Linked DNA regions of Homo sapiens: region 2 is linked to region 1. A link is a loop called in an ENCODE intact Hi-C map of the cell type or tissue named here. Cell type or tissue: CD14-positive monocyte. All regions are shown on one strand. Each heading gives the region's core, and the rest is flanking DNA. Links, peaks and the distances in the headings are about the cores only. Region 1 has its middle 92 kb from the start of VAPA. Region 2 has its middle 140 kb from the start of VAPA.

The links. A loop is a pair of places that touch in the nucleus more often than their neighbours do. Peaks named below come from ENCODE experiments on the same cell type or tissue, not always from the same donor. Only the 100,000 strongest peaks of a DNase experiment are listed, where the experiment ranks them.
Region 2: a loop joins it to region 1, with 1.8 times the contacts of the local background. A loop is called at or near these places in 9 of 110 quality-filtered maps.

What each region holds. Positions count from the first base shown.
Region 1 is chr18:9,998,133-10,014,736 of GRCh38, reverse strand. No RefSeq gene overlaps it. Among named protein-coding and RNA genes, the nearest start is that of VAPA, 92 kb to the right of the region's middle. In CD14-positive monocyte, for the core only: no CTCF peak of the experiment used is centred there; a DNase peak (open chromatin) is centred at 9,466; H3K4me3 peaks cover 418 bases; H3K27ac peaks cover 1,121 bases.
Region 2 is chr18:10,047,133-10,063,736 of GRCh38, reverse strand. No RefSeq gene overlaps it. Among named protein-coding and RNA genes, the nearest start is that of VAPA, 140 kb to the right of the region's middle. RefSeq lists a silencer at 11,191-11,485. In CD14-positive monocyte, for the core only: no CTCF peak of the experiment used is centred there; DNase peaks (open chromatin) are centred at 5,246, 5,826 and 6,146; H3K4me3 peaks cover 2,166 bases; H3K27ac peaks cover 2,500 bases.

The DNA.
Region 1 (16,604 bases), core at 8,425-10,924:
AAGTAGCTGGAACTACAGGCGCAAGCTGCCACACCCAGCTAATTTTTTTATTTTTTGTAGAGACAAAGTTTCACCATGTTGCCCAGACAGGTGTTGAACTCCTGGACTTAAGCAATCTACCTGCCTTGGCCTCCCAAAGTGCTGGAATTACAGGTGTGAGCCACCGTGTCCATCCCTGTGGTATAGGAACATCAATAAATAAAAATAAACATCCAAAATATGACTCAATGAAGTATCCAGGAGTATCTAAGTTATTTTATTCACTAAAGAAACAACCTATTTTTTAGTGAATTAATTCACTTTCCAATGTCTTTGGATTTAGGCATTTGTGTGGCCACTAACCACATCCTCCCCCAGCGTAAGTGTCCCAGGGGTCCCACACGGGCGGAAGCACAGATGCCCACCTGCAGTCACAGTGCCCTCCTCGCTAAAGCTGTTGTCTTCTGAATACGAGATCCTGAAATGCTGTTGACAGAGAGACTTTTCCAGGAGGTGGGCCAACATGAGCTGGAGTTTTACCTGGGTGTGATGGGAGAGGTGAACAGCTGCCTGGCCCTCTGCTGACTCTGTGTCCTCATTGTGGCCTGTCATTGTAGAGTAACACGGACGAGGTGGAGGGTCAGGGAGCCATGCCAGGACTCTCAGAAGATAAGGCGGAGCAAGGAGAATGGCACGGTGTCTGGGAGTCATCAGAGCCAAGTCATAGGGTAGTCTAGTGGCCATTTGTCCCTTTGGTTCTGTGCTATCCATATGGCCCTCAATGCCCAGATAACGACAGTCCAGCCCCCACTCCACACTTACATGCAGGGAACCCCATCCTTCACCAAGTTCCCTCCAAAAGGGCTCTGGGACGCCCATAGAAGATCTGCAGAGCCCGTGGGTCCAGGCTGCTGTCATTGGTCTCCTCGGCTGGCTGCCTCATCACAAGGAGGACGTGCACCCCACTGCCTGCTATCACAGCGGTTTCCCCAGGCTCTGTCCCTGTTCCTGTATCCTTTCCTGCTACCATGGACACAAGCCCCTCCCTCGATTTTCCCAGCACTAAGATCGGGCTGTAACTTCTACAAAAATATATTGAGGACTTGTGGATAACAGGGGGAATGACAAAAAAGAGGAGAAAAGAAATATATTAAAAATGAATGCCAGATACAGCTGCAAACAGTGTCCATAGGGTCCCCAGCCCTCCAGTATCTCAGCTTGCATGGCAGTTACAGTCCAGCTATCATCCGATATATCCTGGACTGGTTGTTTCCAGCTGCCCCTTTCACCCAATGAGTTTCCCAATTAGAAAGACGAATTGTGTGATTTACCCACCACCACTCTTTCAGAATGCTTTTATTATTTAAAAAAAAATTTTTTGAGACAGGGTCTCATTTGCTCTGTCTCCCAGGCTGGAGTGAAGTGGCACAATCATAGCTCACTGTAGCTTCGAACTCCTGGGCTCAAGCAATCCTCTCACCTCAGCCTCCCAAAATGCTCGGATTACAGGCATGTGACACTGCGACCCGCCTCTGAGTGCTTTTATAATGGTGCCTCTACCAGTGTCCAGGGCCTCTCCCTCTCCAAAAATCAGCAAGGGGGAGAAAAGATACCTTATCTAAACCAGCTCTGCATGATGATCTGCAGAATGCAATTATGTCAGTCCATGCTATCAGACTAGTAAGTTCAAGTTTCTTATTTTAAGAACTGGATCATAAATGCACTTCTTTCTTCCCTTCATACGGCTCTAAAATATCTGATCATATTTAAATCAGAATTACAATTCACCACTCGTGGAGCAGAGGTCCAAGCCTTTCATCCAAAATCCCAAGCTAGGAGCCAAGAGAGCCCATCCCGCAAGGTCTGTTCCCCAACAATGGGCAAGAAAGAAAGGAGGCACCCAGGACCTTCCCTCCAGAGTCCAGGCCATTGAGATACCAGCTGACCAGGGCACTGCACCACTCCATGAGCCCCATCACCGCCCTGGTCAAGAGGGCAGGGACCCTTGACCGAGGTGCATGGGAGCCAAAAGTGTGTGTAGGGCAGTAAATATCACCTGGCTCTGGCCCAGATCCAACAGGGCTTAGCTTGGCCATAGGCAAGAACTGAACAGAACATAAGGAAAGGGTTCTTCACCTCCATGTGACTGTGGCTGCTCCCCGATGTACTGTAGGATGCAACCAAAGGCCCTTTGAAGTCTTTTCCCCCAAAGAAGTAATTGGAAAGAATAACCCAAACTTCCACCTAGAAAAACAGAAGAGCTGTTGGCAGTTTAAACATAACAGTCCCAGGTGTCCTCAGATTCTAGCCATCACATTTTCCACAATGCTGGGGCTCTGTCTCAGAGTCCCTGTACGCTCAGCTCCTCTCAGAGCTCATCCTTTTGGGACGGGTACTGTGGCTTACCATTCCAGGAAGGAGATAGGCCCATCGAGGCACCAATGTTGGCTGTGCACTCATCTTGAAAACAGCAACAAGCACCTGGAACACAATTGCTTTGACTTCATCCAGAGCCTCTGGAATCAGGAAAAGTAGACTTGGTTCTCTGGACTCATGGCTGATTTATCATATGGCTGTAGGTGTGTGGCTCTGTGGCTCAGTGTCTCCATCTGCTACCTCCTTCTTCAGATCCTTAAAATTAAAGGGAGGCCTAAAAGGCACTTGACATTGAGTTGTGTTGTTTTTGTGTGGATAACCCCATGAAAGAATAATCCATTAACAGAGGCATCTCCTACTGTCCCTTCATGTAGTAATCCACCCACTCACCCTCAGCAAAAGTGTGGCACTGCCTTCAAAATATAATTTCAGAAGTTGAAGACTTGTCCCAATGGTTTCTGTCAAGAAGCATCTAGAGGAAGTTTAAATCTTGAGCACATGGCTGCCTTTGCCCTTGTAAATTTCTGTAACTTACAAGGCATCCCCTGACTCCAAACAAAACTTCCTTCTGCTGTTGGTGGTTTGCCATTTGCACCATAAAACCAAAGCCTGCCGAAGATACCAGTCCGAGGAGAATGCGGATGAGTGGGCAGGGCACAGGGACACTGGGACTGAAACTGGATGACAAAGAAAATGAACTGAGGGCAAGTCTGGGAAGAAATGGGCAAATGTTACACCGGTGGCTTGATGGGTATCTTCAAAGTGGTCTTTGCTGATCTTGCATTGTTTCCACAATAAATTCAGAACGCAGGCTGGGAGCTCACTGGACTTCAGTCAGATGGCTTGAATTAAAGCCTTAGCTTCACATTTGTGGCTTTCTGGATAAATCACTGAACTTCTTGGCATCTTGATTTCCTTATCTGCAAAGTGGAGGTGATGATACACATGGTCGGTTTCGACCTATCGACCTCCTTAACCTGATAAGAGAATCTCAGATTCATTTTGAGAATAAACTCCCTCAGCTCTGGCCCCAATAACCCTCCACTGTTGATCCTCCTGGCAGGCCTCTATCAGCAAAGAGACCCCACCCTACACAGGGGACAGGTGCTGACCCATGCTGGGCCTCTTGGAATTTCTCCCAGCTCATTTGACTCATGAGCATAGGGTCCCAAGGATGGACAATATAAGCCGATTTATCTCAGCCTGGTTCTTTAGCTGATCCTTCAACTATATGAGTCCCTCTATATCCTCCCTCCCCCAATAAATTCCTTTTTTGCTAAAGTTAGCAAAAATCAGTTGCTGTTACTTGCCACCAAAGAACTCTAATTATACTGCATTTGACAGTTGCCCTGGCTACCTCACAGATAGTTCTGAGAATCAAAAAGACCTGGGATGGGATGTGAAAGCATTTTACTAACCACACAGCTCTATACAGATTGTGTCATTTTTGCTATGCAGAGTCAAATGCTCACTGTGTGCACACTGGGCTGCACAAATCCTTGATGCCAGGAAATTTCCATCACGTTGCTGTAATGGAATTTGGGACAAGTTGTGCCAAGGAATCTCCCGGCCAGAATGAGAACAGTGAGCGTGATGTGCTGCCCTCACCCAATCACTGTGATGTTTTCCACTGGGCATCTGAGCTTGGGGCCAAGCAGGACGGGGCTGCAGCCCGCCTGAGCTGGATTTATGGTCCACGGATTAGTGGGGATAAATCCTCCCTGCTCTTGGAGATCAACTAAATAAACAAGAGGAAAACATCATCTCAGAGTGCGCTGTATAGGCTGAAGGACTGAGAATGAGCAGAATGATGCTGGTCCCATAATTACCTTCGTCGAGATGCTCCTTTAAATGCTCAGCAGTTTTGATGCTGATAATTGAGCTGGCTTTTGGGGGGTTTCCATTGTGGCTCTTTATAGCCATGATCTATGTGCCCATAATGCTAGGTTTTTATTTGTTTGTTTGTTTTAAAAAAGGGGGGGCCTACAGTTAGAGTTCAGGGTGGGCTCAGTGTCTGCTTAACTCGCTGAAAGGCATCAAACTGTAACTTCCAAAGGAAATTGTTTGTCCCAGTGACTTCTCCTGTGCAGCATCGAGAATTTTAAATCTTGACTTAAATGCTGCCCTGAGGTGACATATAAAGGAGTCGTCCTTGCCCCTTGGTAATAAGCAGTCCTTGACAGGAGAGGTTAGCAGGAAGGCGCCGCTGTCCTCGGTTGGGTGTCCAGTATGTGCCAAGCTCTCCAGGAGGCAAAATTCTCCCCCACAGCCCCCGCTGACCAGGAGAAGATGGGAGAGAGGGGGAGAGGAGCCCTGCGCAGAAGCGGCTTCCATCACAGGTGGAAAGGTGAAGAGCACCAAAAGAGAGGAAGGTGGAGTTTTCTGGACATTCCACGGAAAGCACCGGACCCTGGAGAGGACCACGGGGAGCTGACAAGCAGGGCGCTCAGGCACGGGAGGAGTCAACTGTATTGAGGCGGCAGGAGGGAGAGGAGTTTCCGCAGCAGGACAGGCCTGCACGGGGTGCAGCAGCCAAACACCAGGAGGAGAGAATTCCATGGGGCAACTTGGGAAGCCACTGTTAAGACGTCATCAAGGCCAAGCTTTGAGCCCAGGCATTCGTAGCACTCCCACAAACCAGAGGAGCCTGCCCACCGCGCCTGCTCAGAGCCCCACATGTCCCTGCAGCCGCGCAGGCTGCAAAACAAGGCGCGGAGGAGGTGAATCTGACCCTTGGCCCTGGGCGGTGGAGGAAGAAGCACAGCAAATGCAGCCTGTGTGAGTGGGGGTCCCCGGCCCCTGTGCCCTCTATGCATTAGGGATGTGAGGTGGGGCTTCCTGGCCCGTCTCTTCCACGGGCTACCCCAGGACCCTCAGCAGCCGCACCCCTAGAAGATTCCTGAGCGTGTCCGCGGGAACTTCCCTTCTCCCAGGCAGCCTTTCAGCTGCACCTACCACCTCCTTCTCCTCTCAGACTCCCTCATGTGGGCACCATGACACTGAAGACTGGCAGGGCCCCCTCCTTGGCCTTGCTTATGGTTCACTGGGAGAACGTGAGTCTCCTCCTTCTGTTACTGTCCTCCAATGCTCAAAGCTAGCCGCCTTAGGGTGCCAGATGAATGCAGGAACCTGACAGAACGGGGAAAACTCAGTCTCATAATGTCTGTAATAGAAGAGCTTTCTTAGTTCTTGGCCCCAAATGCACCCTCCTTAAAGGCCAGTCCAGACCAGAGGGCAGAGGGGAAGCTGTGCCCTTCCATACCCTCTTTCAACCTCCCTCCCTGCCATACCACCAAAACAAAAACAAGCCCATCATCACCTTCAGCTAAACACAAAAGCACCTTGGACATTCACAAAGTAATAAGTGCTCGGAAAGGCCACCGCACCTTTAATCTGCTCTAGCCAAGTGTGGGATTTCAGCTCAAGCAACCAAGCACCTATACATACATGTAAAGAAATAACACATACACATGGATAACTAAATGGGATAAGTCAGCCTGTGAAAGTACCAAAAGAATAATGCCCTTTGATGATAAATCAACCATCTTCGTGGAATGCCTGTGAGGGAACATGGGAGCTAAACAAGGGCTTAAGGCCAGAGTGGCAGAAGGCTCCATTTACACTTGCACCCCCCCGACCAGAACGCACCTCACACATAATTGTACCTATTTACTTCTTTGACGATAAGGTCCCATGTAGTTTTTGCTCAATATCGTAGCCAGAGGTATTTCAGACATCCTGGTCAATAGTAGGTATATAGCCAATATTGGATGGATGGATGGATGGATGGATGGATGGATGGATGGATGGGTGAATGGGTGGGTGAGTGGAGTAGATGGGTGAGTGGATGGGAGTGTAGGTAGATAGATGGGTGGGTGGGTGCATGGGTGGGTGGATGGATAGGTGGATGGTTAGATTGGTGGAAAGAGTGGGTGGATGGGTAGGTGGGTAGGTGGGTGGATGGATGGGTGAATGGGTGGGTTGATAGGTGGGTTGTGTAGATAGTATGGTTGGGTGGATGAATAGGTGGATAGATGGGTGGGTGGGTGGGTAGATAGATGAAAAGATGGGTGGGTGGATAGACAGATGGGTGGATGGATGGGTAGGTGAGTGAGTGAGTGGCTGAATAGGTGGGTGGATGGGTGGATGAATAGGTGAGTGGATGGTTGGATGGATGGATAGGTGGTTAGGTGACTGGATGGATGTATATGTGGGTGGATGAGGTAGATGGATAGGTGGGTAGATAGGTGGGTCGGTATGTGGATGGATGGATGGAAAGGTGGATGGAAGGATTAGTGGATGATGCGTGTCTACATTTTGGGTTGGATGCATGGTTGGATGGAAGGATGGACATGAGAACTGCACGAGCAAATTTTGTTCATTGTAGGCATCAAGATAGATCGTTGCTCACTTTCCTTGATATTTTTCCAAAACTGCTTATCTATTAAACATTCCTTGGGGAGTATAGATGTAACAAAGTAAACAAAATAGTAATCACTAAAGTTCCTTTTCATTGAGAGCACCACGTAATGAGAAATGCAAATAAGGTAGAAGGGACAGACAGAATAAAAGGCAGCAGCTGGAGGGTCTACATGCCAAGTGATTACATGGGCAAGAATGATGGTAAACAAAGTTATGGACAGATTCAGTCTAGAATTGCTTGGGGACAGTGTGGCATAGGGGAAAGCCCTGGATTAGCGTCTAAGTATCTGGGTTCGAGTCTGCCACTTACTTGCTCTCATACAAAGGGCAACTCACTCAATCTCCTTGGTGCTTTAGTTGCTTCATCTATAAAAGGGCGACAATAATAATAATATTTAGTTAGTCTTCCTGGTGGATAAGACAGCATGAAGATGGAAGCTCTCTGTCAACTGGCAAGCACCTTACAAAGGCTGATACTCATTATCAAACCTTTAGCCAACCTGTGGACACACAAATGTCACAAACAGCATCCTCCTTACCCATTTCCAGATGAAGAGCTGAGACACAGGGCATCAGCTAAGTTACCTTGGGTTGATGCCAGGGAAAGCTGTGAAGGGCTGGCCATCTCCTCGCCCCTGACCATCATACTGTGCCCCAATGCTGCCTGGAGCATCAGTGGAAGGAGGCAGCCAGCTAGGACCTTCAAAGAAAAAAAGGATTTCCCAGCTTTAGCAGACATAGGTAGCCTCGTAAGGGTGCTTTATAAAGTGGAAATTTCACATACAAACACTGCTGCCTTTTGCTATGTCCTTGGCACCTGCCTGTCTGGGTAGGAGATGTGAGGCTGTGTGCCACCTACTCCAGTGTTAATATCTTCAGCCTTTGAGCAGTGCTCATTGGATCTCAGGATTCTCAAAAATAGTTGGATTTTGACCTGAAAGGGACCTTGAAAATTACCTAGTTCAACTGTATCACTATAAAAACAAGAAAACAGTGCAAAAGAAGTGGCGTGATTTATTGAATATTCACAATCTGTTGCCCCTGGGAATTTCGAAGTTGACATTGCATTTAGCACTAAAGAAATAAAAATGAGGCATGAAATTCTAATTTATGGATTCTTTTGCGTACACAGATGGGAGGGAAATGCGGGACTGCTGTTTATCAAACACTGCTGCCCATGGCAGCACAATAGTGTCTCCTGACTGACGAGGACTTTGGGGGAAGTTACACAAGAGTCAGGGCCATGTTCTGCCTTTGGTCTTCAGGCACAATTCTCTGGATTTTGCCACAAGGCCAGATGGCAGGATATGGCTGCAGAAAGATTAAAATGCACTTCTTACTCATGGACAAAGAAATCATGAGCATCTCAAATCTCAAAACCCTCTCCTTAGGCTCTTGTCTCCACCCCCATCATAAGCAACTGCAAAGACCATTTCTGTGTGTCTAACACACTTCCCTGAAGTGCCAGCAAAGCCCTGGGCCATCTGTCTCAGGCATAGCTTCTGACCTTGAGCTAAAGCCCATTGTAGATTGAAATACAATATTTGTAGATTCACTGCCCCCATGAGGCTTTTAAAAATAAAGCTCAGGGAGTAGCACAAAGACTGCTGAAGAGCAAAGGGAGGGTTTGGGGCTGTGCGTGGCCTCTGTGTTAGGTGGAGCCCATGACCAGCCAGGTGGAGTTGGGTGTCACCAGCCACATATTAAACCAATGCTCCCTTGGATTGTTTCAGTAGATAGTGAGGAAATGGAGCAGCAAAAGATTCCATGTGCAAAAATGGAGGGCTCAAAATGTGACATCTGGAGGATTGATCCTCTCCAATCTTTGCCTTTTGCTTTGTGTTAACAACAATATTGTCATCAATATCCTTGTAATTAACATTTTCAACATCAATATCAGCACTGGATTTACCTCTGCCTTACAAGAGAATAGAGTATGTTTCCTTAAGCCCACAAAAATAATAAGTTGAAAAATTTGTGAACTTAAAGAGAAATTACGTTGAATTAAAATCAAAGCACAATTAATTACTCCTATAGTGTGTCACGCATTGTGCTAGATATTGGGTATATGCGGGAGTGTGAAAGCTGTACAGTCTTGAGCAAGTTCCTTGCCATCTTAGTAACTAAGGTATCTTGTGTGCAAGGTGTAGTCAATGGATGCAAATACTTAACCTTGTATAGTTTTAAAGGACAAAATATGGTGAATATGAGGAATTTGGGTTCTCAACGATTAGAAGCTGCTAAGCTGCAGTCCTGCCCTTGAGAACATCACAAGCAGAGCCCCTATTATCTGTGTCCTTGTGCAGCCTCCTTCCTGCATACACTTTGAAGACAAGGGTTTTCACACAGGGTGTCTGAGGGCCACAGGCTATCTAGACCCCCTGAAGGACAGTCGACATCTGCACACAACCCTGATGGAGGAACTGGCCAGCTCTGGTCTGTGCCTGCCGCCTGCCGTTTGACGCTGTGAAGAAGGAAAAATCCTCCAGATATACTTAGCCAGCTGAGCACTGGTTCACAGGTAGCAGATGGAGCTTGCTAAAGCTGTGCAATGACTGGCATGGCAGACCCCCAGTGGTCTACAGACCTGCCAGCCTCATCTGGGTGAGTGGGCCTGTTCATATGATGTAGCTGAACCTTGTTTCAATGTCCCCAGCACTGTAGATTCCAGTTAATTAGTCTGATGTAATTATACATCTTACAACACCACACAGGCAAGAGTTTCATATCCTCTTCCTTCATTGTCTGGACCAGAAAACATTACATTATATATATATATGTGTGTGTGTGTGTGTGTGTGTGTGTGTGTGTGTGTATACATACATATATACATATATATTACATTATATATAAATATATATATTATATATATAAGTGCTGGCCAGCAGCACTTAGGGTAACCAGAGCTGCTGGCCAAAGAACCTTGTCCACCATCAAGGAAGTTCGAAAAACAACACCTGTGATCTGGGGAACCCAGTCATTTATCTTGTTCTCCCTGACCAGAGGGATAAGAGATACACTCTTTAATATATTACATTATATTTTTATATATATATAAAACATTACATTATATATATATAACATTATATTTTATATATATATAACATTACTATAATATATTTTTTCTGGTCCAGACAATGAAGGAAGAGGATATGAAACTCTTGCCTGTGTGGTGTCCTAAGATGTATAATTACATCGGACTAATTAACTGGAATCTACAGTTATTTTATATATATATATATATAAAGGATGAAAGGTTATTGCTAAACTGTCTTAACAGGGCTCTTGCTAAAACTGGATTTTACAAGGAAATGCACATATGGGTCTAGGAGAAGGTTCAGGGGCCTGACTTCAGTTTGGTCAAACAAAAAATCTTTGTCAAAATCTTGGTCACTTATTTATAAACAACTCAATTTAACATCAACCTGGGACACCTCCAAGGCACTGTGTGCTCCAAAGCCTGAACAGTCACAATTGCTATCCCTGAGGCAAACTGCATAGAGCACAAAATAGTTACAGTACAGGTAAGTGTCCTAAAAGAAATACAAAAACAAAACTAGGAAAGACTTTATGCAGGAAGGGGCATTTCAGGAGCATTCTAGACAGGAAAAATGAGCCTGGCCATGGAGACAGGAAGCTCTTCACGCCCAGAAAGAAGAAGGGGCAGCACCTGCCAGGAGTGGGTGCAGCACACCCCTGCCTCGTTCTCTGGGAACTGCCCACCTGCTCATCGGAGGAACCTTCAGTCCCCATATTAGTGCTGACTGTGGCATCTTTGGATGGTCCCGGGATGGACACTTGCTCCCCATCTCTGGAGCATGGGCTGCAGTGGGTCTACATATGGCTCTGCTGTAACCAGGAATCTGCGGAGCCGTGAAGATGCACCCTCCACCATCTGGAAAAGGCAGCACAGGAGAGCGGGTGCTGAGAGAGGAGATGGCAGCCAACATACAGAAGGAGGAGAGATGCAGAGCAAACCATGACGACTGAGGTGCTGCAGATCCCACCAGGGATATTCCAGGCCCCACAGCACTGGCCAGCAGCACTTAGGATAACCAGAGTTGCTGGCCAAAGAACATTGTCCACCATCAAGAAAGTTTGAAAAACAACACCGTGATCTGGGCAACCCAGTCACTTATCTTGTTCTCCCTGACCAGAGGGATAAGAGATACACTCTTTAAGAGAGGTTCCAATCTAGACAAAAAAATGAATATAATTTATTTATTTTATAAAAATAATGTCCTTTTCTTCACTAGTACCCATCTCAGTGGGCTTACACACTTCAGCTAGTGCTATCCTGATCTCTTCTGGTATAAATAGTCCCTTTTCAGTGACCCCGTCTCTTTCAAGCCAATTTCCTCTCCTTTCTGCTGCTCTCCCTCCCTCTATCCTCTGGGAGAGAGGGTTTGGGGAGACAGGTGGCTTGGGAGGAGACTGGCAGGGGTCCTCTTACCCATGCAGTAGTGTCTGAATCCTGCTGACTCTGCAAAGAATGCCTGCTCTAACCACTTTCTGGATTCAGGACCCCTAAGGAGAACTTATCCATCCAGCTTGCTGACAAGTCTTGCCAGCACCCACACCTGGGGTCCAAGCCCAAGTCATTCACCTCCAGCTATAAATAAATACCCTGGTTGCTGCAGATTCCAGACCTTTGTCAATCTCCTTGCCCCTCTGCATCCCTCATCTCTACTCCCTGCAGGCCAAGCCAGGTCTGTAAGAAGTTCACTGTATTAAAGAAAAAATTATTCAATGATACCTTGTTAAGGCACAGTAAGGTAGACTTTATTCAGGACCATCACAATAGGTATAGGGACCACAGCTGTGGGATTTTGCAGTGGGGGAGAGAGATTGGGGTCAACTCTGAATGCATCCTGAGCAAGTAGGAAGGTATAGCCAAGGAGCAGGGGTGTCAGTGAATGGAAAATTACTAAGAGTAAACATCCAGGATAAAGTGGATTCTGGCTACGCTGACCTAACAGAGTCCTTGCTGAAGACAGGGTAGGGTGATCATACATCACCTAGAGGATGGTGGAGGATAGGGAACTGGATCAAATATCAAGAATTATTAGACATCAAGGACAGAAGGTTCTTAAACTGTCTTAACAGGGTTCTTGCTAAAACGAGATTTTACATGGAAGTGCATGCATGGGCCAAGGAGAAGCTTCAGGAGCCTGACTAAAGGTTGGTCAAACAAAAAATCTTTGTCAACTGCCTTGGCTCACCCAACTCTGCACTCCTGCTCTTGGGCCATGTGAGATCTTGGAGCCTCCCTGGAGTCTGCAGTCTCCTTCAAGGTGTGCTGGGTAAATGTACCATATGCCACGGTGATATAAAGTCTCTCCTTACCTCGCTAACTTTGTAATGCAAGTCCAATGCACATTGAAGTGCTGCCTCGGGAGCAAGAGGGACAGGAAAGAGCACACTGTCAACCAACTGTCTTGAGTCTCTTTCATCTCCCTTCTTCTTTTCAGAGTCCATGGGGTGAGAGAGGACAGGCTTTCTTCTTCCTCTTTCTTGCATCATTTCCCTCCAGCCCCCAGAAGGCCCTAATTTAGGTTAAATTTATTCCTAAGTATTTTTATAGTGTTGTAAATGAAATTGTTTTCTCAATTTCTATTCCTGATAGTTTATTGTTATTGTATTAAAATGCTACTAATTTTTGTATGTTGATTTTTATCCCGCAACTTTACTGAATTCGTTTATTGGTTCTAACAGTTTTCTGGTAAAGTCTTTAGGATTTTCCGTAGATAAGATTATGTCATCAGCAAACAGAGATAATTTAACTTCTTCCTTTCCAATTTGGGTCACTTTTGTTTCTTTCTCTTGCCTAATTGCTTTGGTTAGGACTTCCAGTTTGTAGAATAGAAGTGGTGAGAGTAGGTGTGTTTGTCTTGTTTCTGATCTCAGAGGAAAATCTTCCAGCTTTTCCCCATTGACTATGATGGTAGCTATAGGTTTGTTACATATCGTCTTTATTGTGTTCACGTACATTCTTTATATATCTAATTTGCTGAGATCTCTTATCATAAAAGGATAATGAACTTTGACAAATGCATCTCTGCATCCACTGAGATGATCATATGATTTGTATTCTTAACTGTTTTAACTGCTGTATCACGGTTATTGATTTGCATATGTTGAATCATCTTTGCATCCCAGATATAGAGCCCACTTAATAATGGTGAATGACCCTGCTAACGTGCTGCTAGATTCAGTTTGCTAGTATTTTGTTGAGAATTTCTGCATCTAAGTTCATCAGGGATACTGGCCTGTAATGTTTGTTTCTTGCAGTGGGTTTGTCTGGCTTTGGTATCAGTCTAATGTTGGCCTTGTAAATGAGTTTGGAAGTGTTCCCTTCTCTTCAGTTTTTTGAAAGAATTTGAGGATTAGCATTAATTGCCCTTAAGGTCTTGGTAGAATTCACTAGTCCAGCCATCAGGCTCTGGGCTTTTCTATCTTGGGAGATTTTTTTATACCCAATTCAATCTTCTTACTAATTATAGGTCTGTTTAAATTTTCTATTTCCTCTTGATCCAGTCCTGGGAGGTTGTATGTTTCTAGGAATTTATTCATTTATTTTATATTATCCAATTTTTTGTGTATAATTGTTTACAGTAGTCTCATATGATCCTTCATATTTCTCTGGTGTTAGTTGTAATGTCTCTCATTTCTGATTTTATTTATTTGAATCTACTCTTTTTTTCTTAGTCTAGTTAAAGGTTTGTCAATTTTATCTTTCGGCTGGGTGTGGTGGCTCATGCTTGTAATCTCAGCAGTTTGGGAGGCTGAGGCAGCAGATCCCTTGAGCTCAGGAGTTCAAGACCAGCCTGGGCAACAAAACCCCATCTCTACAAAAAAAAAAAAAAAAAGTAATTGGGCATGGTGGTATGCACCTGTAGTTCCAGCTACATGGGAGGCTGAAGTGGGAGGATTGCTTAAGCCTGGGAGGTTGAGGCTGCAGTGAGCCAAGATTGCACCACTGCACTCCAGCCTGGGCAACAAAGCAAGACCCTGTCTCAAAAAAACAACTTTTAGTTACATTAATCTTTTTATTGTTCTTCTAGCTTCTGTTTCTTTTATTTCTGCTCTGATCTCCATTTCCTTCCTTCTGCTAACTTTGGACTTAGTTTGTTCTTTTTCTAGTTCCTTGAGGTATGAAGTTATGTTGTTTATTTGAGATCCTTCCTTTTTCTTAACATAGGTATTTATCACTATCAACTTTCCTCTTAGCACTGCTTTTTCTGCGTCACATAAGTTTTGGTATGTTGTGTTTCCATTTCCATTTGTCTCAAGTTATTTTTTTATTTCTTCTTTGGCTCATTGTTGTTCATGAGCATGTTGTTTAATTTTCACATATTTGTGAATTTTCTAATTTTCTTCATTGATATGGTTTGGCTGTGTCCCCATGCAAATCTCAACTTGAATTGTGTCTCCCAGAATTCCCATGTGTTGTGGGAGGGACCCAGAGGAAGGTAATTGAATCATGGGGGCAGGTCTTTCCCATGCTATTCTCATGATAGTGAATAAGTCTCACGAGATCTGATGTGATTTATCAGGGGTTTCCGCTTTTGCTTCTTCCTCATTTTCTCTTGCTATCGCCATGTAAGAAGTACCTTTTGCCTCCCGCCATGATTCTGAGGCCTCCCCAGCCGTGTGGAATGAAAACAGACTACTACATTCATGTTACTGATTTCTAGTTTTATACTATGTGGTTGGAAAAGATACTTGATATGACTTTAATCCTCTTAAATTTATTAAGACTTGTTTTGTGGCCTAACATATGATCTATCCTGGATAATGTTCCATGTACACTAGGAAAGAATTTGTTCTGATGCTGTTGGATGGAATGTTCTATATAGGTCTGTTAGGCCCATTTGGCTGATAGTGTTATTCAGGTCTACTGTTTCCTTAAACAGTAGAAAAGAAAATTATCTGTCTGAATGATCCATTCATTGTTGAAAGTGGGGTTTTGAAGTCTCCTACTATTTTTGTATTGCTATCTATTTCTCCCTCCAGTACTGTCAATATTTGCTTTTTATTTAGGTGCTCTAAAGTTGGGTGCATATATATTTGCAATGATTATATCCTCTTGATGAATTTATCCCTTTATAATTACATAGTGACTTTCATTGTCTCTTGTGACAGACTTTGACTGAAAGTCTAGTTTATTTAATATAAATATAGCCACTCTTGCTCTCTTTTTGTTACCAATTGCATGGGATATCTTTTTCCATGTCTTCAATTCAGCCTATGTGTGTCCTTAAAACTAAAGTGAGTCTCTTGTAAGCAGCATATTTTTGGATCCTTTTTAAAAATCTGATCAGCCACTCTGTCTTTTGATTGGAGAATCTCTTTACATTTAAAGTAATTCGTGATCATAAGTAAGTACTCATTATTGCCATTTTGTTAATTTTTTTACTGTTTTGTAATTCCTTGGTTTCTTTCTCTCTTGCTATTTTGTCATTGTAAAATTTTTTGACACAATAATTGTACATATTTATGGGATACAATGTGATGTGATTTGTTGATTTTTTTGTAGTGGTATGCTTTGATTCCTTTATTTTTTCTGTCTCTACTAGGGTTTTTTTTTCTTTGTAGTTATCATGATGATTACATAAAACATCTTAGAATTTTCATAGGCTTTTTAAGCTGATAACAGCTTAACTACAATCACATAGAAAGTCTCTATATTTTTACTTACACACACACACAATTTATGTTATTGATATCACACTTTATACCTTTGTAATTGAGTATCCATTAATAATTATAGCTATAGTTGTTTTTAATATTTGTGTCTTTTAACTTTCATAATAGAGTTATAAGTGATTTATGCCCCACATTACAGTATTGGAGAATTCTAAATTTGACTACATATTAGTTTTAACCAGTAAGTTTTATGCTTTCATATGTTTTCATGTTGTTAGCATACACTTTCATTTCAATTTGAAGAACTCTCTTTAGCATTTCCTGTAAGGAAGTTCTAGTGGTAATGAACTTCTTCATCTTTTATTTGTCTGGGAAAGTCTTTATCTCCCCTTTATTTCAGAAGGACAATTTTGCTGGTTTTAGTATTCTTTATTGGCAGGATTTTTTTTCTCTTAATGATTTGAATATATCATTCTACTATGTCCTGCACTGCAAGGTGTCTGCTGAGAAATTCACTATTAAACTTATGGAAGTTCCCTTATATGCAATGAGTCCATTTTCTTTTGCTGTTTTCAAAATTATTTCTTTGTGACTTTTGAGAATTTGTTTAGTGTCTTAGTGAAGTTCTCTTTATGTTTAATATATTTTGGGTTTTTGGAATTTCGTGGATCTGGATGTTCATTTCCTTGTCTAGTTTTGGGACGTTTTCTGTCATTATTTCTTTAAATAAACTTTCTTCCCCATTCTCTTTCTCTGCTCCTTCTGGGACTCTCATAATGTATATATTGGTTCACCTCATGGTGTCACACAAGTCCCCTAGGCTTTCTGCACCCTTTTTCCTTTTTCTCCTTTTTGTTCCTCTGACTGGATAGACTAGTGACCTAGTCTATCAAGCTTGTTGACCTGTCTTCAAGCTTGTTCATTCTTTCTTCTTCTTGATTGAGACTGCTGTTAAAGATCTCTATCAAATTTTTCAGTTTAGTCATTGTGTTCTTCAGCTGCAGACTTTCTGTTTTGTTCTTTTAATCATCTGTATATCTTTGCTGAACTTCTCATTTTGTTCTTGTACTGCTGTTCTGATTTTGTTTAGTTGTCTATCTTTTTCTCTTGTAACTCACTGAGCTCCTTTAAGATGATAATTTTAACTTGTCAGGCAGTTAATAGATCTCAATATGTTT
Region 2 (16,604 bases), core at 4,637-7,136, 53 kb before region 1:
GTGCGCCGTGCATCCGAGAAAATGAACGAGTATAGTTCAGTGTGCAACGACAGGCAAAGATCCCAAAGGAGCATCAGGAAGCAGAACGACAGATGGGCACTGAAATCAGCCCATTCTTCTTTAACAAAAACAAATATAGATTCAAGTCTACGCTTTCAAATGCAATGAAAATTTCTGGAAGGATAAATAAGAAACAGTTCACAATCTTTAAATAATTGAAAGGAAAAAAAAAAAACTGTTGACCTGGAAATCTACACCCAGAAAAAAAAAATCTCTCAACAATGAACGCAAAATAAAAACTTTTTCGGACATACAAAAGCTGAAGGAATTCACCTCCAGCAGAGCCGCACTACAAAAAATGTTTAAGGAAATTCTTTAGGCAGAAGGAAAATTATACTAGGTGGAAATCTAGATCTACACAAAGAAATGAAGAGCACCCAAAATTGAAAAATAATCTCGATACCATTTTGTAAAAATTTTTCCTACAGAAACTCACACTTTGCTCTCCTTTTCTCCTCCTATATCCCAAGGTAAGATGGTTGATGCCAAACTTTAAAGAATTTCATAAAAATGTTAATCAGTGTTAATATTATTGAATATCACAAATCTAACACTCGTAGCTCATAGCAGTTACTCATTAAATGTAGGAGGAAGGATGGAAGGAAAAACAGAGGGAGAGAGAGAGGAGGGAAAGAGGAAAGAAGAAAGAGAAGAGGAAGACAGGAAGCAGAGAAGGAAGGGAGAGAGGGAGGGAGGTAGGAAGGAAGGAAGGAAGGAAGGAAGGAAGGAAGGAAGGAAGGAAGGAAGGCAGGCAGGCAGGCAGGCAGGCAGGCAGGCAGGCAGGCAATTTTTATTTCTCGCCTGTTGCTGCATCATTTGCCCTTCCCTTGCATAAACCGCTGCCTCCCTGCTCCCCTCTGAAGAGTGCTCATCCAGCCGTCATCTCCTGGGACCATGTGAGAAAATAAGAATGAGGCTTTACATTCTGGCTTTCCAAGGCTGTGGCCTCCATTCTAAGGACTTACAGGATATTGAACCAACCACCCCCAAAAGGGAGCACTTTGTTCAATAACTGCAAGACCAAACAGCAAGTCTCTAAAGCCACAGAAGCATTTCTACACCCTGCACAGGGCTTACACCCTGCACTGGGTTTGCAGTGTTGACAGGCTCAGTGCATTCCTCCGGGGCTTCTTTGAAATTAAATCATGTGTAGCATATTTACATTCTGCTCCCAGATCTTACCGCAGGCCAAAGAACCCTGATCTAGCCTGACTGTAATGAGCCCTCATTAATACCCTGCATCCTCAGGGGTGACACAGGGTCCCGGGAATGTGCCCTTCACTGGGCTGAGCCTGCACATTGTCAAGACAGCCCAATAATCTCATGACAAATTAGTCCAAATGATTACCTAGTACTGTGTAAAAAATATTCTGGCAGCGTTTTCTTCACTTGTTACCGGTCAACATGCTCTGTGGATCTTAGGTTTTATCTTCATGATGCAAAAAGCACCCAAGACTGTAGTCAGCTCAGTCAAACAATTGTCCATATTGGTGTAGATTAAAAATAACCCTTGCCAGAACTTTTCACACTTCAAGTTGCTGTGGTGAACAGATACTGATACAAAGTACTGATTCAACACAGATATTGATACAAAGTACAGTATCAGTACAGATACTGATACAGATACAGATGCTGATACAAAGATGGATGTCTAGAGGGATATAGATACAGATACAAAGACGGTGTCTAGAGAGTCTTAAAGAACGATCTTTTGTCTCAGCTGGAGTGAGTCCTGTCCCCACTGGTGGCATAAGACCCACTCTGACATTACTGGGAGCAGGTTATTAGAAGCCAGGTCATCATAGGTCTTGTGTATGCTTGTGGCTGGGGAGGGACCTCAGCAGGACAGAAGGGGCCCATGGAGCTGACCTTCCTCAGGCCAAAATAAACAGGCTCTCTGTGGTCATTATTTTAATTAGATAATTTAATCGGTCTTGACATGCTTTCTATACACAGGCAAGAGCACGCCCAAACTGCTGCTGGGTCTGTGATATGGGAAAAGGTCTGATTTTTCCAGTGACTCCTGGATATAAAAATAAAGAAAAGGGGAGGAAGAGCTGTATTAATTCTTTTCCCTTCATGCAGTATCACTGAATTTTTTCCAGAGGTATAACGAAGAAAACAATCCTCCGAACCAATTTTTTCAAGGAAGTTATTCATTTTTCCTAATCTTCCTAAAACACCATGATTGCAGAAGACCCTTTGTCCCACAGATGCCCCTGTGTGAAGGCTGGTCTCCATTAACTAGTTCAGCCCCAGTCTACGCTTTCTAGGGGGAGGGAGCAGGGAGAGGGGGAAAAGGGCAGAGAGAAGAGAGGGGAAGTGAGGAGGAGGGAGCACAAAGTCATGATGCTTTAGTGTTTAGAAAAACATAATTAATTAAAAAAAACATTTGAACAAGTTTCTGCTTCTTTTCCAAAGCAACATAATACTCCTTTAGGCAAAGGGATTAAAGAAATGCAGGGTCCATGTTGAAATTATTTTCCAGGAAGACTTTGTTTCTGCTCATCCAAAATTTTCTTCTTTCCTGGAGGGTGGGCTCTAGATTTGGCTTCCCCAGAGGCAGTTCTGGGACATTTTGTAGGCCTGGCTGCCTCTCCCCTAGGGTGCTCCCAGACGCTCCCCAAAGGAGACACGCTGGTCACCAGCTTAACACTTCCTTCTTACTCTGGAAGCATGAGCAACTCAATTTTTCTTTACCCAGGCAACCAGAGCCCTGGACTCGCATTTGCTTTCTTCCTGCTATAAACTCTAAAATCCCTGTACAAAATAAAGTCACCCCTACAAATCTGTGTCAGTAATTCCCTCCTGATTCCTTCCCTCAGGGCAGCTCCCTGCAAACGAATGGCATCTCCATGGAACAGGCTGTCCTCTTACAAAAAGACAGGCCCCAGCAAACCAGAAGAGATTATGGACAACCCCAAAGACACAGGTCTGGGAGAGAAAGAAGCAAGTCTCCTGTCTTTCTGTTCCTGGTTAAGACCCACTGCCCTGCCCAGCTGCTGACACTGCAGCAAGCAGCCCTAACCAGGCTGACGACACCCACCTCATGAGGACAGTTAGATGCGGGGATTAAACTACAGACTATGACACTTGGCACTCAGTCGGCGGCGGGCTTCGTCCTGTGCTGGTCCTTGCTATTGCTATTGTGGGTTTCACATTCATGTACTCTTCTCAACTAAGAAACATCCATGAAATCTCCTCCCATCTCATTTGCCTGCTGAAAGCCGACCCAAACAGAATTATAACAAAGAGGGTGTTGTTCCCCTGTAAGGCACTCTCTAGAATTTGGCTTGGAAAAGTAAATTCAATGTAGTGACATCTTCATCATTTAAAAAAATCTATTCTTTTCTTCTTTAATCACATTATACCAGGATTTTGAGGTTCCATCAGCCCATTTGGAAATGAGGAAATGGGGACAATGTGGCTTCGTCCTTGCAAGTGGCTTTAACAGAGACAGCGAGGCTCCTACGTGCAAGCCTCAGAAGCTCGCTGCCCACTGAATTCTGCTGCTTTCCCAAGAAGTTTAGTATCTCGAGGGAAACATCTGGGGGCGCGTCTGGGGGAGGTGAAGACAGCATCCAGAAAGCCCAGCCCCACACTTCAAAGCCGACTTCCCAATTCTGAAACGAAGGAAGTTTCATTCTTTCCCACATGTCTCTGCCTTGCTAAATATAAATCCATCTCGGTTTACATTATGCTGCCTCTAATTGAATCTCATTCTTCGTTTGTTTAATTCAGAAACAATAAGCCATCCTGAGTGGCTCGCTGGGAAGCTTGCCACCGCGGCCAGCCTCAGTTCCCAGCAAGCCTCCCGAGGGGACGAAGGGACGAGGGGACATGGCCGGCCCTGCCCACAGGGGCTCGCTGCACATCACAGGGGCACATCTGGGTTTAAAAGGTAAAGACACAAGGACGGTCCAGTTGTAGGAAACCCATCCACATAATTCCCACACTAAGGAGTCAAAGAGAAAGCTTAATACCCAGTAGGTGCTGAAGGGGGCTGAAGAGCATTAACCCTTCATTCTTCCTTGGTTTTAACCAAAACGTCCTAAGTAAAACAGGAGCCCATGGTACTTCTTCAGCATGACAAAATTCATCCCTCAGATCTAAAGCCAACATTAACTTACCATCCATGGTGGAATTTCAGAGACACTTGATGGAAGGTCAGAAGCAAGATAAAGCTGTTGCTATCACCCCTGTTATTTATTATACTAAAAAATATGAAAAGGGAAAGAAGGGGGGGAGTACAGGAAAACTGTCATTATTTGTAGATGATATGATTATATACCAGGAAACCCAGGAGAATCTACTGAAAACAAATAGAATTAGAATTTGGTAGGAATCTGGCTATAAATTCATATCTAAAAATGTCACTAACTCTCAGAAGTCTTAGTTTATAGTTCAGTATAGTTTTCTTTCATTCATTTGGCAAATACTAAGCACCTACTATGTGCCAGGTGGCATTTCCGGATGCTCAATATACAGCAGAGAAGAAAGACTGCAGGCCAAGTGAGGGATTCAGAGACAGGGGAGGAACTGCAGATTTTGTAGGAATAACAGAGAAGTCCTTTCTGAAGATCTGACTTTATATGAAGTCCTGGTGAAGCGGGGACACCAGGCAGATAGAGAAGGACATCAGGGCTGCTAGGTGGGCTTGGGAAACAGCCTGGGGGAAGGACAGGGCATCATCCAGAGATGAGGCCAGAGGTCACTGGGGATCCTTCAGGTTTGGGAGGCCACCAGGATGGCTGAGGCTTTTACTCTTGAGAGGGTGTTCAGCACAGGAAGCATATCTGATGTTCCCTCATCAAAACAGAGCAGGATACAGTGAGACACCACCTCACAACATTAGGACGGCTACTATCCAAAAAAAAGAAAGAAAATATCAAGTGGTGGTGAGGATTGCTTTTGTTGCAATTGCTTTTAGTGTCTTCATCACGAAACCTTTGCCTGAGGAAAGGATTGTAAGCTGTCCTTACAGTGCTATGAATCACTCCGGTTTGTGAGCTTTTGGCTCCATGATTGCAATGTTTAACTGCTCTGTAGACAGGAGCCAGGCCATGCCCTTAACTAAAGGTGGAAGCTCAGGTGAGACCCAATACCTTCCAGGGCCACCACCTCTGAGGTCACTGCTGGTTCAGATCATTGCAACATCTTCCAAATCAAAGCCAAGCCCGGAGTTTCTGTGACTCTGGGTTTTCCATCTGATGTGGTTTTTGAAAATACAACTAATCCTTAAAGAGCAACTCTTGTTTCAAACCACAGCTCAAGGCTATTTTCCAGGAAGGAGAACAAGCCCTGCTCTGAACTTCCTCCTCCCTCTTTCATCTTAATGACCAGTTAACTTAATTCACCACCCAACTGAGCCTTGGTGGAAGGACAGAGGAAATGGAAAGTCCTCAGAGAAAGACCTGCCTTATAGAACTGTCCATGTCACCCACCTTCCCTCCCCCTTGCAGTGGTCCTGAGCCACAAGCTGTGAGCTGTCTCATCCTAGATGCATCTCAGGCCAGGCTCAGGCCTCACTGCTCCCCTGAGAATGTTCTTGCCCATTCCAGCTCTGGACTTCTAAATTCTATGAAGGTAGGAGTAGCCGTTTCCAGTAAAAGGAGGAAATAAAAGCAATATTGGCTGATGGCCAGGGAACAGCTGAGAATGATCACTTTGAATCTTCACATTTCTCTGTCTTCAGATATTTGCTCTAAAAAGACATATTTCCCCCATAAAGTGGTTCCACGCCATTTCTCACAGCACATGTGATGATTAATCAGACAACAATTCTCAATTTAAAGCCTTTTTGCACAGTCACAGGAAGTGACTTTTCCAAATGTTCTATTTGTATGCAGTGTAGCTTATAAAAGAGTTTAGAAATGCCACCCCAAAATACACCACTCTGATGGCATATTGAAATCACTCTTGGCGATTTCTTCAAACCGAGGGTACTTGGGGAATAGCAAATGCAGGAAGGGGCTTTCTCTGAGCTCCTCCTTTCTACCCAAAGACAGATCTTCCAAAGGAACTCAGATGTCATGAACCCCTCCCCAGGCATCCACCAGGCAAGAGGGAACTGAAAGCACAGCAGAGGAAACTGGAGGTTCATGCCAGCCAGCCAGACTTTGCCACAGACAAAGAGTTAAAGTCATTTACCCTTCCCTAAGTTGTCTCCATTCTCCTTCCCTGTCCCCTACGAAGAGCATATATAAGCTTCTAGATCTCACTAAAGGGAAAGTTTTCCCTCCCTTACACTTACAAATGCAAAGCATTGTCCAAAGTTAGCAGCCTAGTTGAAGCCACACCTAATCCTGCTGCACCAGCCAGCCTGAGCATTCTGCAGTCTCTTCATCAAGTGCCATGAGAGTTGAGTGAGCCCGAGAAGGTGGCAGGAGGTGTGGGGCGTAGGTGCCACTCAGAACTCAGAGACCTCCACCCACACAGTCCACCAATGCTGTCATCCAAAATGAGTGGTGTATGATGGTGTGGCTACCATGTACTAAGCAATTGAAACGTGCACTGCATTGCATGAGGCCCTTCAAGATAGCACATTTTATCCTTACAACAACTCTATGATGTGGATCCTTCTGTTTTTCAGATAATCCCTGAATGCTGCACATAGGATGCTGGTTGTGACACTATGGCGTGGCAGGCATCCCACCTGGATCCCTGAATTGTGTCACTCCTGAGGCCTAGGTATCTCTGGCCCCAGAGAGAACAGGCTGATGGAGTAGGCCTATCTAAGCCTAAGTTGCCCAGGAAACAAGAGAAAACTCATCCTAAAGAACAAAAGACCAACGTAAACATCTATGGCTAAAAGAAATGGGTCAGACTCACGAGGGAAGATGACTGTGTGCACTAAGGACACTACCAAGAGCCTGCCATGCTTGCTGGCCCCGGGCTCAGGCCCTGCTGATGCGCACCTGGGGGAGGAAACAAACAACTGTGGAGCCGCTCTCCCAAGATGCCCTTAGGCCACAAGCATGGCCACGGTGCGTCCATGGACTGGCTCTGCGGGGCAGCATGCTGACGGTTCCCTGATGGCCACAGATGGGGCATGACAGCAACGTCAACACATCCATGGCCCTGAGCAGCAGGCGCTGTTAGGCATCGATGGCCTGTCCCAGACCAGGATGACATGGAAGAGAAAAGGCTCAGAATTCATTCAAAATCTTTGAGGCCAAGGGCCTGGACCATCTATTTGAGATGCCCAGATGCTTTTCTGAGCATTTTCTTTCACTTGCCTCATTTCACTGAGGCAAGACGGCTGGACAGTGGGCTGCAGCAGACGAAGTACACCAGCCTCAAAGGTGTTCGGTGTCACCTGCCTCCCAGAGACAGGGTCTTAGAGTTCGCTCTGTTCACCCAAGGAGTCCTTCCATGGCCCTTGTGGGCAAGTTCCCCAATAACTTGATTTTTTTTTCTACTTACATTTCACTGTCACTCCCAGCAAAACTCAGTCCAGCTCGGTTCTCCAGGCTGCACACGTGGTCGCGGTGGCCCCCAAGCTTCTCTGAGGCTCAATAGTAGCATTTCTCTGTTAGGCTTAGCCAACTAGGTAAGCTTTTAGTTTGAACAAAATTACTCACTCATTTCTTTTTGTGTAGCCTTAGGGGTACAAATAGTTTTGGGCTACATGGATTAATTGTATACTGGTGAGGTCTGCACCTATCACCTGAGTAGTATATATCGTATACAGTATGTAGTTTTTCAACCCTCACCCCACTTTCCTCTCCCCAGTTCTGAGTCTCCAGTGTCCATTGTACCATTCTGTTTGTCTTTATGTTCGCATAGCTTAGCTCCCACTTATAAGTGAGAACATGTAGTATTTGGTTTTCCATTCCTGAGTTACTTCACTTAGACTAATGGCCTCCGGTTCCATCCAAGTTGCTGCAAAAGACATTATTCTATTCTTTTTTACTGCACGTCTCTTTAGACAATGCCTTCCAAATTTCTCTTCAACATACAGCTTTGTTTTTCTTATGATTATAAAGATAACACATTCAAACAACACAGAAAAGAAGAAAAAGGAAAGTCAAGATCACCTAAAATCCCATTTGCTCATCGTGAAATGTACAAATTGTGCAATACCAAACCACTATTTCTGGTGTCTGCTGCAATGATGGGCCCAAGGGGGCAGGTGTGATTTTGTCCTGCTCTGCTAGCTCATCTCTGTGGAGCGAACACATATGGGCTGCATGTCCATGGGATGGGGATCAGGCAGCCGCGAGGAGCCGTGGGGACTTCACCGCACTGGCTGTGCTGCTGTATGTGCTTTGACTTAGAATTGAGGCTTGTGCCTGCAGACCTTCTTTAGGCACATAGAATAAACAAGTAGCAAAGGGAAGGTATTATTGTTGTGTGACCCTGACCGGCCTAATTCCCGGAGCCTGCTTCCTCCCCTGTGTCATTTCCCGTCCTCCCCTCGTATCTACCTCTGCCCAGTCATGATTGACTTTTGACAGAGATCACTCAGCTCCTGACAAACTTTCACTGAGACAGAATTGGCTTAGTATCTCCTAAACCAAAGAGATTTTGCAGGAACAGCAGGATGTCAACGCTAAGAAGTGGTAGTCCAGGCAGGGAAGCTGAGGGACGTGAATCCCAGGGCAAGCAAACCTAGCAGGAAATCACCCCTGACGAGGACCAGCGGGCTCAGGCTCAGGATCCCAGTCAGCACAGTGATGGGGTCCCAGGAGCAGTCAAATGAAGCAAGGCTTCAGTGTGGCCTGTGAATTCTGTGTACTCTCCTAGAGAGTATGCTTTTGCACACATGACTTCAGCCACAGTTCCCACAGAGCCAGCGCCGGATGAATGGAAGGCAGGGCGGGTGGGCTAGTGGAAGGGAGGGGCATCCTGAAGCTTGGAAGGAGGTAGAGTCACCGCTGGTGATGCGGGGAGAGGCCTGGCCCTGCCAGCACCTCTGTGTGCTATGGCCCTCTCGAAGTAAATGGGAAGATGGTGGAGCTCCTGGATTAAAAGGCACATAGTCCTAGAGGAGACCTACACGGGACTCACCCAGCTGCGATCTTCTGGAAGGGGATCGCTTCTCAGGAGAGAGCCTTGCTGCTCCTAGGATTTGGTGGACTCGGAGTAGCAGGAGATTAGCGCAGGGGGAGGGCCACAAGGAGTGTGAGGGGGTGGTGAGTGTGGAGTCGCAGGGGCACTGCGTTTCCTGAGAAAGGCAGGAAAACCTGGGAAACGCTGACTCCTCCTCTCACCTTCCATATCAATTCCTTGTGAAATGGCAGTTCCGGCTCCTAGTATAATGTGAATCCCTCTCTGCAGCCATTCCCTCTGCCCAGGCCACCATCCCCTCTCACCCGGGTTAAAGCGCAGCCTCCTCCCTGGCCTCTGGCCTCCAGCCTTGTGGCTCTCCAATCCGTTCTCCCTATTGCAGCCACAATCATGTTATTTATTTACTTATATATGTATCTGATGCCATCTACCCTGCGAAATGCCACCAAAGTGGCTTCCCTTAGCTCTCAGGAGGACATGCAGACCCTGCAGCTTGTCCTACAAAGCCCTCCCCACCCCTCCCCTACCTGCTCCTCCATCTCCACTCTCACCCTGTCCCGACTCAGCTGCAATGCTCCTACCCTGCACCATGGCCCCAGCTCCTCCTAGTAGGCATCTGTCCCTCACCTCTAGGCCTCACGCCAACTCCTGTTCCCTTCTCCTAGACCATCTGTGATGGTTAATACCAAGTGTCAACTTGATTGGATCGAAGGAGGCAAAGTATTGATCCTGGGTGTGTCTTCGAGGGTTGCCAAAGGAGATTAACATTTGAGTCAGTGGGCTGGAAAAGGCAGATCCACCCTCAATCTGGGTGGGCACCATCTAATCAGCTGCCTGTCCAGCCAGGATATAAAGCTGGCAGAAAAATGTGCAAAGGCCAGACTGGCTTAGCCTTCCAGCCTACGTCTTTCTCCCTGCTGGATGCTTCCTGCCCTCAAACATCGGACTCCGAGTTCAGTTTTGGGACTCGGACTGGCTTCTTTGCTCCTCAGCTTGCAGATGGCCTATTGTGGACCTTGTGATCATGGGAGTTAATACTACTTGCTAAACTCACATATATATGCGTGTGTGTGTGTGTGTATACATATATGTGTGTGTATATATATGTGTGTCTGTGTATATATATGCGTGTGTGTATATATATACATATATATCCTATTAGTTCTGTCCCTCTAGAGAACCCTGACTAATATACCTCTTTCTCGCTTTTCACCTTGCCTATTCTTGAAGGAGCTGAAAAGGCACTGACTGTTGCGTTCCTTCCTGATCCCACCTGATTGGGTTATTTTCATCAAAGGGAGAGGTTCTCCACCCTGGCTGCAAAGGAAGGTCTCCTGGAGAGTTTCAGTACCAATGCCCAGGCCCCATTCTCACCCAGAACAATTAAATCAGACTCCCTGGGGTGCTGGGGGTGGGTAGGCTGGCCAGACCAGGTGAGTCTAACAGGGAGCCATGTTTGAAAACTACTGACCATGGGGTCAGTTACGCTGTGCTCTGCTCCCCAAGCGTCCATCCTGTACTTCCCACATCAGGGCACTACTGTGAAATGAGTGACTGGCATTGTCAGCACATCGTTCTCATCATAGTCATCACTGCTATCATGGTCATTCTTGCATGCCATTCTTTTTTGTTATTTAGAGACAGGATCTAGCCCTGTCACCCAGGCTGGAGTGTAGAAGTGCACTCATAGCTCACTGAAGCCTCAAGCTCCTGGACTTATGTGCTCCCACCTCAGCCTCCTGAGTAGCTGGGACTACAGGGGCACACCACTATGCCTGGTTAATTTTTTTATTTTTATTTTTTGTAGAAATGGGGTCTTGCTATTACCCAGGTTGGTCTCGAACTCCTGGCTTCAAGCAATCCTCCCACCTCAGCATCCCAAAGCGCTGGGATTACAGGCATGAGCCACTGTGCCTGGCCCCTTGCACGTTATTCTAATATCCATATGTCTGTTTCTATTTCCACATTTAAAATTTGGAGACAAAACCTCTCTTCTCTGTCAAGCTCCTTTCCAAAGGATGGTTAATTTATAAAGGGATAACACCTGCTTGCTGCTTGGCCACCTAAGACACCAGGTGCTACATCTCCAGTCCCTTCTGCTGTTCTGACTCAGGAAACCAAGCCAACGAGTGAGGCCACATGTTGGACTTGAGCTTGCTGGAGGCTTTTAAACTCCAGTTGCAGGTGCCAAAGCATATCTGCGCAGAAAGGCTCTCTTAGCCATGGTTTGGACAAAGAACCGTTCTCGTCATTGTTTATTATGAAAAGCTTGCAGAGATTCTTGTGGATTACTCAACAGTGCCTATGAAGCTGACCTCTGTTGATGGCTGGGTGATACTAGTGTCATTGTTTTTAGAGCACAGCTAATAACACTGGCTAGAATCACTCAGGGCCAGTTAATCAGAAGGAAGAGGCGATAACGGCATCTTTATGATATACAGTGATGTGATAAGATGCAGACGTAATGAGAACTCTTTTCTTCTGGAAAAGATTAAAGACATAAAATCCTGGCTTGGGAAAAAAAAGAGTCTTTGTCCTGCCGAAAAAAAGTGACCAGATGTCTTGATTTAGACAGAACAGGGCCTGATGTTTTAGGACCAATCCCCCATCTGTGCAGGGGGATTTTTTTTCTTTTGGTTATTTTCCTGTTTCCTGGGTTTATGAGGCCCCACCTAAAATAATCTGAACTTTCCTTGGAGCTGGCCTTCCTCCCCTGGAAAGCAGTGGTCCCAAGCAGAGACAGGAGCAATGGGGCTCAGGGCACACTGGACCTTCCCAAGTATGAAGAGGTGGCCGGGGAGTGCGCACTGAGAGGCTTCCCCAGCCCCCATAGGACCATAGGGGTGGCATTGGCCACTTGCTGAGAGCAAGTGGGACCCAGACCTAGCCACCAGGTGAGGACCATGGAAACACGTCTGATTTTCCTTCCACGAGTACCCATCAAGTGGACACTATGAACCATGTCATAGCGATCAGAGGAAAAATCCAAAGCTTTGGGACAGCTCTCCAGGAAGATGGGCGTTTGTACTTTTCCCACTGCTACATAGAGGAAAGAGTTGCGTTGGGTGTCTTTTCTCTTCTAAATTCAGTGGCCTTGGTGGGAGTGGGGTGAAGCTTAGCCGGAGTTGGACGAGTGTGAATCTGCCTCTAACCAGCCACGTGGCCTGGAGCAAGGTAATTTCCCTTCTTCAGGTCTCTTCCTTCACCTGTGAACTTAGAGGGCTGGCTGAAGACTGGCCCTAAAGTCCTGACAACTAGGACTACATCCACCATGGTTGACACTGGCTGTCATGATTCTGCACAGAGCCCGGCACACAGCAGGACTGCAATCAAAATTGTGGAATGAAATCCTGAATGCCTCCAGGAATGAGAGCACCTCTGAAGGTCCCATTTGGCCCTCAATTTTGTGATCCTTCCCAGATTTTTTTTTAATTATTCAGCCTGCAAAATTTTCACTGAGCCCGGCCCTCAGTGACTTTGCTCATTGAGCAATGAATCCACGAGATCTTTCTAAATGCTAAAACCCCTGTGGAAATTCCCATAGGAAACCAAGAAAAAGTAAGGCAAAGGGAGAGATGAATCATGTTGAACAGCCTCTAATTTCTAGGCTCCAGGTGGCTGTGGGATGCTCTACCTTTGAAAATATGATCTGAAACCTACTATTGCCAATTATCAGCTTTTTGCCTTTAGACAAGTGGCGTGAAACCTCTGAGATTCTACTTAAACCCATCTGTAAGGCTGGACAACAATTGCATTGATCACACACACACACAGAGCTGTTTTGTGATTAAATGGGAAAATATTTGTGAAAGCATTTTACAGCAAAAAGTGCAATCATGTGCCAGGCTTTGCTATTTTATAAGCCCATGTTATCTCTAGGACCACTGTAAGTGGAGGGATGCTAAAGGCATTGACTGGTGCCACTTTAAAATCCAGCGAGACAGGCATCTTCAGAGCATGCCACTCAGTGCTGCCGCTTTAGTATTTTGAACATCAAACAAATCTTCTGGAATAACATTTTGATGTTTTTAGTAGACACAAGTGAAGACCATGTGGATTCACTTTCACTGCATATACACACCAGGACTGAGAGGAACGTCCTGGGGAAGGAATGTGAGATTTGGTAGAACCCAAGGTTTTCAAAACAAATACAATAATTCAAGGAAAAGGAAAACTAATATTTAAGGAGTGCATGATATTGGCCAGACACTTTATACATATTATCTCATCTAATCGTCACAATAACCCCATGAGACATGGACAGCGTTTATAGACAAAGCAACTGAAGTTCAGAGAGGTGGAGTTTTTGCACATAGTCACAGAGAGGACCAAAGCTAGGACTCGAACCCAAGTCTCACAGAAGCTAATGCCTCTGAATTCTCCTGTGCTCAGCACTGAATGGGGTTCCTGACTCTCTGGGTGTAAAAATGTTACCTTCCCTTGGAAAATATTACTCTCCCCCTGTGCTTCCTGGATCTTAAAAGTTCTGGACATTGATATGTTTTCTTAGTCCCTGCTGGGAATGATCCATAAAATGGCCTCACTTTGAGAATCAATGCCAATGACCACCGCATTAATACTGAGGCAGAAATGCATTTCCAAGTGCATTTGCTTGCTTATTTCATAAATATTTATGTGTCTTGGACACTTGGCCACATCTCAGCCACATCATGAAATACCATATTTGGGAGCTTTATATTGGAGCAGAAGATCTTTGATAAACAGTGTGGAAATCATCGTGTAATTCACTAGCACTTCCCGGCTTTGCTGGAAGCATCTGGTGAGTTCTCCCACTGCATTCCCAAGAGGGCACTAGCTCACTGCCTTCCCATAGGAGAGAGAGAGAGCACTCAGTCTCTTCTCCAGCCTTCCAGAGTCTTTCCAGCAAAATGGACCCCACTCACCTGTTGATGGGGCCCTCGGTGGGGGAGGGCCTGGCAGAGCCTTCCATCAGGCCTAATGATGTGCTAACCAGCACATAGGGAATGAGAGGCACCAAAGGGAACGTCCTCCTGCTCTCTGTCCCAGGTCATCACGACACCACAGGTCCACAGCCAGAGCTGGATGCACAATCTGTGTGCAGGGCATTGGGGAGGAGGAAAGTGAATGGACACTCCAGGTGACTGTGTCCATCCCTCCCCAATGGGCTTTTCCATCACCCTCTACAGACAAAGACAAGCATGGGCTTGTTGGTGGACACAGCTTCAGTTGATAGTGCATGCCAGGACCACAGTGCACGTTGTGCTTGATTGACCCTGGGATGCCATCGTATCCTCTCTGCTGTCTGACACACACAAGTCTCAGAGATGCTTGATTGCAAGAACTCACTATTAATCAAGCCAAAGATGGGTTTCTAATCTCATAAGTGAAAAAACCTTAAAGGGGAAAGTTTTCTTAAGTTGACATTTCACTGTTTTGCTTTGCGGAAAACACATTTATATTTAATAGCATTTTATAGCTTATAAGGTATGTTTATTTTTATTAGCCTCATGTACCATTATCACAACTCCTAAGGTAGTAGTTATTGTTATTCTCACTTGAAAGGTGTGAAAACTGGCTCTAAGAGAGGTTAAAATATTTGCCAGTGGTTGTCCACTTTGGTACTAAGGTTGAAACTTAAACACAAATCTTCTGGCCAAAAAGTCTGCAATTTTTCTACACCACCTCTAGATTTCTTGACATTTTGCTCATCTTATAGCCATTGGCTTCTTGTAGATAGGAATTACATCTTCTTTCTACTTGTTACAGAGCCCAGTATTAATGCAAAATGCAAAACACACAATATTTTCATACTGAGCTTGTACTGAAGACTTTTACAAAATAATTGAGTAGAGGAAATTAAATACTATTGAGAACAATCAGGTTATTTCTGTTATTACCTCCCCATAATCTGCCCACATCACTGTAATCACCATGAGAGCATGTTTTTTCTTGTTTCCATATTATGAGTGTACCTGTGTTATTTTTATTGGCCACACAATACTTTATTATGTTCATGAACCACAATTTCAACCCATTTCTCCATTTGGTCCTTTCAAGTTATTTTTCCATTTTTTCCTTAAAATAAAGTTGTAATGTGTCTGATTTAGGAAGCCCAAAGCTCAGGAAGTTCACCCCTGTGTATACCTGTTGTGCCTCTTCTGACATGCCCAGTTGGCCAGACAGGTGGAATTCTGGTGTGAACCTGAGCTACTTATTAAAAATTAAAACTTCTGAAGCTCGGGTCAACTGAATCAGAACCCCTCTGGGAGTAGGAGTCAGGAATCTCCATTTTAACAAGCTTCACAGTGACTTCACACACCCTAAGGTTTGAAAACCCCTAGTTAGTTATGTGAACTTAAATAGAGCTGGCTTCTGTAGTCAATTTCATGCCTTTAATTTGAATACCTGCATCTAGTTTGTGTCTCTAAAGTCTCCACACCATTACATAGCATCTCGCATATTCTTGTCCTGAGAACACAAGGACAGGGCTGGGGGACTCTGAGTCCTCAAGGAGTCGAGGGTCAGGCTTCATCTCAGCCAGAGGAGGAGGCTGTCTTTCAGTCCTTCACACCCGATTCAGTAACTGGCCGGTGGGGGAAGGCTTCTGTTTGAAAATATCCTTGGCAATTTCTCCAACAATTAATTACCCAGCTGCTGCATAAACTCTAGTATCAACACTCAAGACCACCCAACAGAAAGCGTCAGGCACACTTGCCACATCAGCCCGCCATCATTGTGCACATGCGTGTGTCTGTGCGTGCATGTGTTACTAAATAAAAGGGACCACAGAAAAGGGTATGTGAGATTTTCTCAAAATGACCCCCAGAAGAACCCTACAGAATGTATTTTCCAAAATATCTATTCAACTTGAACTTGGAAAATACTCCTTTTTACAAAAGTCGTGCCCGAAGTGCCTTTTGGCATTCACAGGCGCTGCAGACAGGCGCTGCAGCGTGGATATGGAATACGTTCGGAAGCTTTGGGCTTCGTTGGTACAGATGGGAACAGCTCTGCATGCCGACGGCTGGGCTTACTGCTTTGTACCAATAGAGTTCCCAAAGTCAAAGCCACCCTTGCTTGATGCGTGGAGAGGCAACCTACATGAGCAGGGCTCTCTTTATGGTGATTTCTCTCATGGCCAGCTTGATGTCTGTGGCCGCAATATCAGAACGTTATAAATAAAAGCCTTCAGGTTTCGGAGTCAAACAGCCTGGGATCTGAATCACAGCTCAGCGGCTTACCAGCTGTGTGGTCTTGCATGACTCAGCCAACTGACCTTATCCTCAATTTCGCATCCATAAAAGGGGAATCATTGTAGGATGGTGTAGGGATTGAAAATAAGAAGAAATGCCTGAAGCCACCCTAGAAACCTCTTAGAAGTGATTAAAAACAAGTATTTTAATGGTCTAATGATCTCATTCAATTCTACCAATATTTACTGAAGGCTTGTCATCTACCAGGCATTGTTTCAAGCACTTGGGACAGATGGATCCATGCCTGTATGTAACCACCTCATGGCTTTAGAGTGGCTCTGGGACCTTGGGTAAACC